2 separate regions of the Homo sapiens genome follow, and region 2 is linked to region 1. Evidence: chromatin contacts called from ENCODE Hi-C or POLR2A ChIA-PET data. All regions are on one chromosome and are shown on one strand. Each heading gives the region's core, a stretch centred on a gene start or an enhancer-like site at or near the end of the contact. The rest is flanking DNA. Distances are from core to core; before and after follow the strand shown. Region 1 overlaps KIF26B (kinesin family member 26B). Region 2 overlaps KIF26B (kinesin family member 26B).

What was found. Hi-C counts contacts between places; a loop is a spot of excess contacts on that map. ChIA-PET counts read pairs that join two places held with the same protein, here RNA polymerase II (POLR2A). Pooled maps may share reads with other maps.
Region 2: a map of CD14-positive monocyte shows a loop between it and region 1 (2.5-fold over the local background). The contact joins two enhancer-like sites. A Hi-C loop is called at or near these places in 3 of 168 maps with a recorded cell type or tissue (CD14-positive monocyte, CD4-positive, alpha-beta T cell and astrocyte of the cerebellum) and 1 of 50 pooled maps. POLR2A ChIA-PET finds 5 or more read pairs at or near these places in 2 of 52 experiments (OCI-LY7 and activated CD4-positive, alpha-beta T cell).

Annotation. Positions count from the first base shown.
Region 1 is chr1:245,256,975-245,259,996 of GRCh38, reverse strand. All of the region lies in intron 2 of KIF26B (kinesin family member 26B), which reads right to left. Among named protein-coding and RNA genes, the nearest start is that of KIF26B-AS1, 24 kb to the right of the region's middle. RefSeq lists enhancers at 639-1,506, 2,375-3,022. Within about 2 kb of position 1,641, at least 5 of the 41 ENCODE cell types and tissues checked have a DNase peak (open chromatin) inside an H3K27ac peak, as active enhancers do.
Region 2 is chr1:245,309,439-245,312,460 of GRCh38, reverse strand. The region is part of intron 2 of KIF26B (kinesin family member 26B); the gene reads right to left. Among named protein-coding and RNA genes, the nearest start is that of KIF26B-AS1, 76 kb to the right of the region's middle. RefSeq lists a silencer at 1,032-1,207. Within about 2 kb of position 1,385, at least 3 of the 41 ENCODE cell types and tissues checked have a DNase peak (open chromatin) inside an H3K27ac peak, as active enhancers do.

The DNA of each region.
Region 1 (3,022 bases), core at 392-2,891:
GTGCCACACTTCAAGAAACTCAGTAGAGAAAAGCTCACCTTTTTTTTTTTTTTTTTTTTTTTGAGACAGGACCTCGCTCTGTCACTCATGCTGGGGTGCAGCAGTGCAATCTTGTCTCACTGCAGCCTTGACCTCCTGGGCCTAAGCAATCCTGCTGCCTCACCCTCCCAAGGAGCTGGGACTACAGGTGCATGCCACCATATCTGGCTAATTTTTTTTGTATTTTTTCCAGAGACAGCATTTTGCCATGTGGCCCAGCCTGGTCTTGAACTCCTGAGCTCAAGCGATCTGCCCACCTTGACCTCCCAAAGTGCTGGGACTGCAGGCATGAGCCAGCCTGCCTGGCCAAGCTCACCCTGTCCATTAATTATCAACATTCAAGAGGCTTCTGAACATCATAGGAGGTTGACTAGCAGGTTCTCAGTGGGTGAAGTTTGCTTTTAGTGACCAGGCACAACCAAACCCAGTATTCTCTCCCCTGTTCTTTAGTATCAGCATGCTCACTTCCTCCGGCCTTATTCTCTAGAATCATGACAACTGATCTGACAAGGGTATTTATGTTCATTGAACTGGCCCTCACAACCCTGCCTGGTAACACGTGTGCATTTCAGCGATGGAGCCTCAGTCCTCACCGTCCAATGGGAAGGGATGTGGTGGGGCGGGGAGGCCAGTGAGATAAGACATTGGATATCATGATTACTCCATCTCTATTCCTCAGTCCGCACCACCTAGGCAGGCACTGTTGGGGCTAAGCTCCAACAAATGTACAACAATGAAGAGATAATAATGTACAAAAATGAACAGAAGAACTGAGTGGGGAAACACCTTAAGAAATCACCCATTCCAAAGCCACTTCTTTCAGTGATAAGCAGAATGCAGCCAGCACTGCCATGTAACTTCCCATACCCACCCAGCTAGGGGCACAGCTTGAGGTCTAACATCTCCCAACCCATGGAGCAGGCTCAGCGCCTGGGGGGCTGTTGCAGAAACTGGACTGGCACACATGTTGCACGAAGCGAGGGGCACCTGTGATTTTTATGTGGCCTTGCTTTTACTCTTCATGCCAGAGGCCGATCAGCATGCCACACACTGCAGAGGGCTCACGCATGGGAAAACCGGAGCGGAGATGGGTTAAGCAACCTGGCAGACACACGGTGAGTCAGCAGCCATCACTTCTGCCTCTGCCTCCCAGCCACTTGCTCTCACCCCCGCCCGTGGGTCCTGCTTGTTCTGATTTCATGCCCCCCCACCATGCTGTGCTCCTGTAGCTGCCTTGCTATGGTTATCCTTGGCAAACCCCAGTGTACTGTTACCCCAGGCCCGGGTCAGATGCTGTGAGAAGGCTCTTGGAATGAGACGCCACAGCTCCACGCAGAGCAGGTGGAATTTGGAAAGGGGCCAGTTGCTAATCACAGTAAGACAAACTTTCATTTTAGTCTCTATTTTATGGATCCCATTTGTTTACCTGCTCATTTTTGCAGGTTAGCCAGGAATGAGCTTTGATCCTGCTCCAATACCAACACCACTGTTTGCCCACGGCATTCAGCAAAGGAAGCTTGGTGAGAGAGGCAGGTCAGAAATGAGCTCCTGCTTTGGGTCCCCAGGGCACCCAGGCCTCCTCCCGCATGCACTCTGGTACCTGAAGTTCACATCTCACGGGGCCCCAGAGGCCCAGTATGGTTGTTTGTCTCTTCTGTGTCAGACCTGCCTTTCAGTGGGATGGACAGCAGCTCCTAGAAGGGGCTCTGTCTTACACCTCTGGACGCTGGGGCTTCATGTACAGCGAACTCCATAAACACCGTAGGTGGTGACGAGGAGGAGGAAATCATAATGAAAGCAAGGTGATGACAAACTCAGCACTGTCTAGAACAGTAGCCACGTCAAGCTCCCTAGGACCCCAGGCCTGGGCTGCTCTCAACTCACCACCGGAGAATGTGACAAGATCGAGAAGCTTCTGAGCAACATTTTTTTTTTTTAAGACAGAGTCTCACTCTGTCACCAGGCTGGAGTGCAGTGGCATGATCTCAGCTCACTGCAACCTCCGCCTTCCCGGTTCAAGCAATTCTCCAGCCTCAGCCTCCCGAGTAGCTGGGATTACAGGCATGTGCCACCATGCCCAGCTACTTTTTGTATTTTTAGTAAAGATGGGGTTTCACCATGTTGGCCAAGCTGGTCTTGATCTCCTGGCCTCAAGTGATTCGTCCACGTTGGCCTCCCAAAGTGCTGGGATTACGGGTATGAGCCACTGCACCCGGCCTGACCAACTTTCTTGATCACAAATATCTACCCCTGTCCTCTGCCACCTAAGCAAGGGCCACTGTGATGCTTCTAGACACGGGAGGGCTTTGGTGGGAAGCTATTTCTCCTGTCCAGCCTTCCTCCAGGCTGATGTGCAGCAAAGCTTTTCACACGACGGGCCCTGAAGAGTAACTCGTTTAACGACAAAAATTCAAGGACCATGGAGAAAAGTGTTCCAGTCTCTTCCCACTCATTGAGAGGTGAGCTGAGATGACATTTCAGATGCCCACACACGTATTCCCTCGAGGCAGGGGATATCATCTGTCAATCCCATGTAAACAAAAGGAGTCAAACTCTGTAAAATGTTTGAAGAGACTTATTCTGAGCCAAATATGAGTGACCGTGGCCTGTGACACAGCCCCAGGAGATCCTGAGAATGCGTGCCCAAGTGGTCGGGCTATAGCTTGGTTGTATACATTGTAGGGAAACACAAGAGGTCAATCAATACATGTAAGATGTACATTGCTTTGGTCCTGAAAGGCAGGACAACTCAGAGGATTGCTGAGGGGGTTCCTGGTCACAGGTGGATTCAAACACTTTCTGATTGGCAATTGGTTGAGTTTATCTAAAGACCTGGAATCAATAGAAGGGAGTGTCTGGGTTAAGATAAGGGGTTATGGAAACCAAGGTTCTTATTATGCAGATGAAGCCTCCAGGTAGCAGGCTTTGGAGAGAATAGATGGTAAATGTTTCTTATCAGACTTCAAAAAGTGCCAGATTCTTA
Region 2 (3,022 bases), core at 136-2,635, 53 kb before region 1:
ATACACACAAAAAGAGAGGCAAACGACTCCTGTATTTATGTAGATTAAAAATCTCATTTTGTTGCTCAAATCATTTCAGGTCTCTTGAAAGCTCATGTGAAAGTTGATTATCACATGCAGGCTCAGATAATTTCCCCAGAGAGCTAAACAAATTAAAATATATTTTTTAACTCCAACAAGCTGACACGGGCCATCAGTTGCATCCTTAGGACAAGTTCCATCATGTGGCTTTAATCAGAAGCTGGGTGTCTAAGCAATATTTACCTGGCGGGAAGGGAGGTGGCACAAGCAAGGGGCCAGGAAGTGGTTCATCAGGATCCTCCAATTCTAGTGCCCATTATTCCCAGATAGCCATCTCCATGCTGTAGGTAGACCCAGCTGTGCAGTCAGATGCTGGGCTCTTTATAGGATGACTAAGCCATCAGCCTACCACTCCCCGGAGGAGGTCTTCAATCTGATATGCATAAAACCTCACCTCAATTCAGCGTGGCTGATTCTGAGTTAAACGGTGATTTTTTTGTTTCTTTTTCTGAGATGGAGTCTTGCTCTGTCGCCCAGGCTGCAGTGCAATGGCATGATCTCGGCTCACTGCAACCTCTGTCTCCTGGGTTCAAGCCGTTCTCCTGCCTCAGCCTCCTGAGTAGCTGAGATTACAGGCGCCTGCCACACCAGGCTAATTTTTGTACTTTTGGTAGAGACAGGGTTTCCCCATGTTGCCCAGGCTGGTCTCGAACTCCTGACCTCAGGTGATCCACCCACCTTGGCCTCCCAAAGTGCTGGGATTACAGGCATGAGCCACTGCGCCTGGCCAAGGGGTGATTTATTTATTTATTTATTATTTTTATTTTATTTTATTTTAGAGACAGGGTCTCACTCTGTCACCCAAGCTGGAGTGCAGTGGTGTGATCTCTGCTCACTGCAGCCTCGAACTCCTGGCTCAAGCAATCCTCCTGCCTCAGCCTCCCAAGTAGCTAGGACTACAGGAGCAAACCACCATACCCGGCTGCAGTGAGGTGGAACTTCCCCAAAAAAGAGCAGGCGAGTCTAACTTCCCCAAAAAAGCAGCCTGAAAGCTGTGTAACAGGAGACGATGACAAGACAGCGACCAGCCTGAGCTTCAGCAAGCACAGATCTACACATTCATCGCTGTGACAACGACCCTGCAGACCCAACACGGACCACCCTCCCACAATGCAGAGATAGTGGCCACTGCTCCATGGGTCACAGGCACCCTTGCTGAGCTGAGGTCAGCTCCGAGAGATGCGGGTCATCTGAAAGGAACAATCAGGCGGTGAGAAAAACCAGAGACAGGCGAGTCTAGCTTCTCTCTTCCGCTTTTGCTTTTTAGGAACATCTGTGTGCTTTGTTGCCCCATTTCCTTTCTCCTTCTTCAGCTTCATGCTGATGTTGACACAGACTCCTGATAGAAATTCCTGAGGGGTACAGTTGGAACTGGCAAGACAGTGAGGTGGGGTGAGGAAATCAGAGTGTAGCGTCAAACAACTTAAGTTTCAATCCCTGCTCTGATACTTGGGAGCTACTCATGACACCAGGAAAGTGCTTTGTAAATTGCAAGCAGAGATGGGAAAATTAGTGGTTCATTTGCAGCTGTGGCTCTGCAGGTCACCTTTCCACAGTGCCGGCCCAGCGGGGCTTCCCACACATCACAGCCGCTTCTGCAGGCATCCTCCCTCCCCTGGGCTCTCTCCCCATCGTCCCGCGTTGCTGCTGCTGCCTGCACATGCCACATACACAGCCTTCCCTGCACACGTGCCTGCTGCTTCCTGCCTTCAGAGAGCAAAGCCTTCGAGTGCAAAAGAAGGCAACATCTGAATGAGCTTCCAATACAGATCTCTCCCCCATTTTCACCGCTGAGAGTAAAGGGAAGATAGTTTTATTCAGATGAGGGCCTTGAAAACAGCACATCGTTTCCTAGCTAGGTGACCTTGAACGAGTTTCCTAAGCTCTGAGTGCCTCAGTCCCCTTAGAATATTGTCATGATGCTAAGTGAGAGAATATATGTGAAGTGCTTACAAGTATGCCATAAATGTTATTAGTGATATTGTTATTTTAAGAATAAAGTTAATGGATAAGGGAAAACAAAACCCTCCCACCACTCCATGACATCAGTTAGAAAGCCTATGAACCCAAAGGTTTACCTCTTCAAATGTAAAATAATTGTACAACTAGTACCTAAGACCACGCTATCTCTCTTGGCATATGGAATGTTTGTATTTGCCAGGGTTCTCTGGAGAAACAGAACTAATAGGATATATATATATACATATAGTGAGAGAGAGATATTTATTGATTGATATGTATATATAGTGAGAGATATTTATATATAGTGAGATATATATTTATTGATTTATTATATAAAATAAATATTATATATAATATATATTATAATGTTACAACTAGTACCTAAGATCACGTGACCTCTCTTTGCATATGGAGTGTTTGTATTGGCCAGAGTTCTCTGGAGAAACAGGACTAATAGGATATATATACATATAGTGAGAGAGAGATATTTATTGATTTATATATATAGTAAGAGATATATATAGTGAGATATATATTTATTGATTTATTATATATATTAAATATTATATATAATATAATATATATTATAATTTTACAACTAGTACCTAAGACCACGCGGCCTCTCTTTGCATATGGAATGTCTGTATTCGCCAGAGTTCTCTGGAGAAACAGGACTAATAGGATATACATATATATAAAATATACCTAATATATATATATCACTATATATAGTGAGAGATATTTATTAATTTATTTCATATTATATATTATATATATAATGAGAGAGGTATTTATTGATTTATCATAAGATGGAGAATGACAGATCCCAAGATCTGCAGTTGGCCAGCTGGCGACCCAAGAGAGACTATCACCACAGTCCCAGTGGTAGTCCAAAGGGCTGAGAACCAGGAGACCCGATGGCGTCATTCCATCCCAAAGGCTGGCAGCCTTGAGACCCAGGAAGAACTGATGTTTCAGC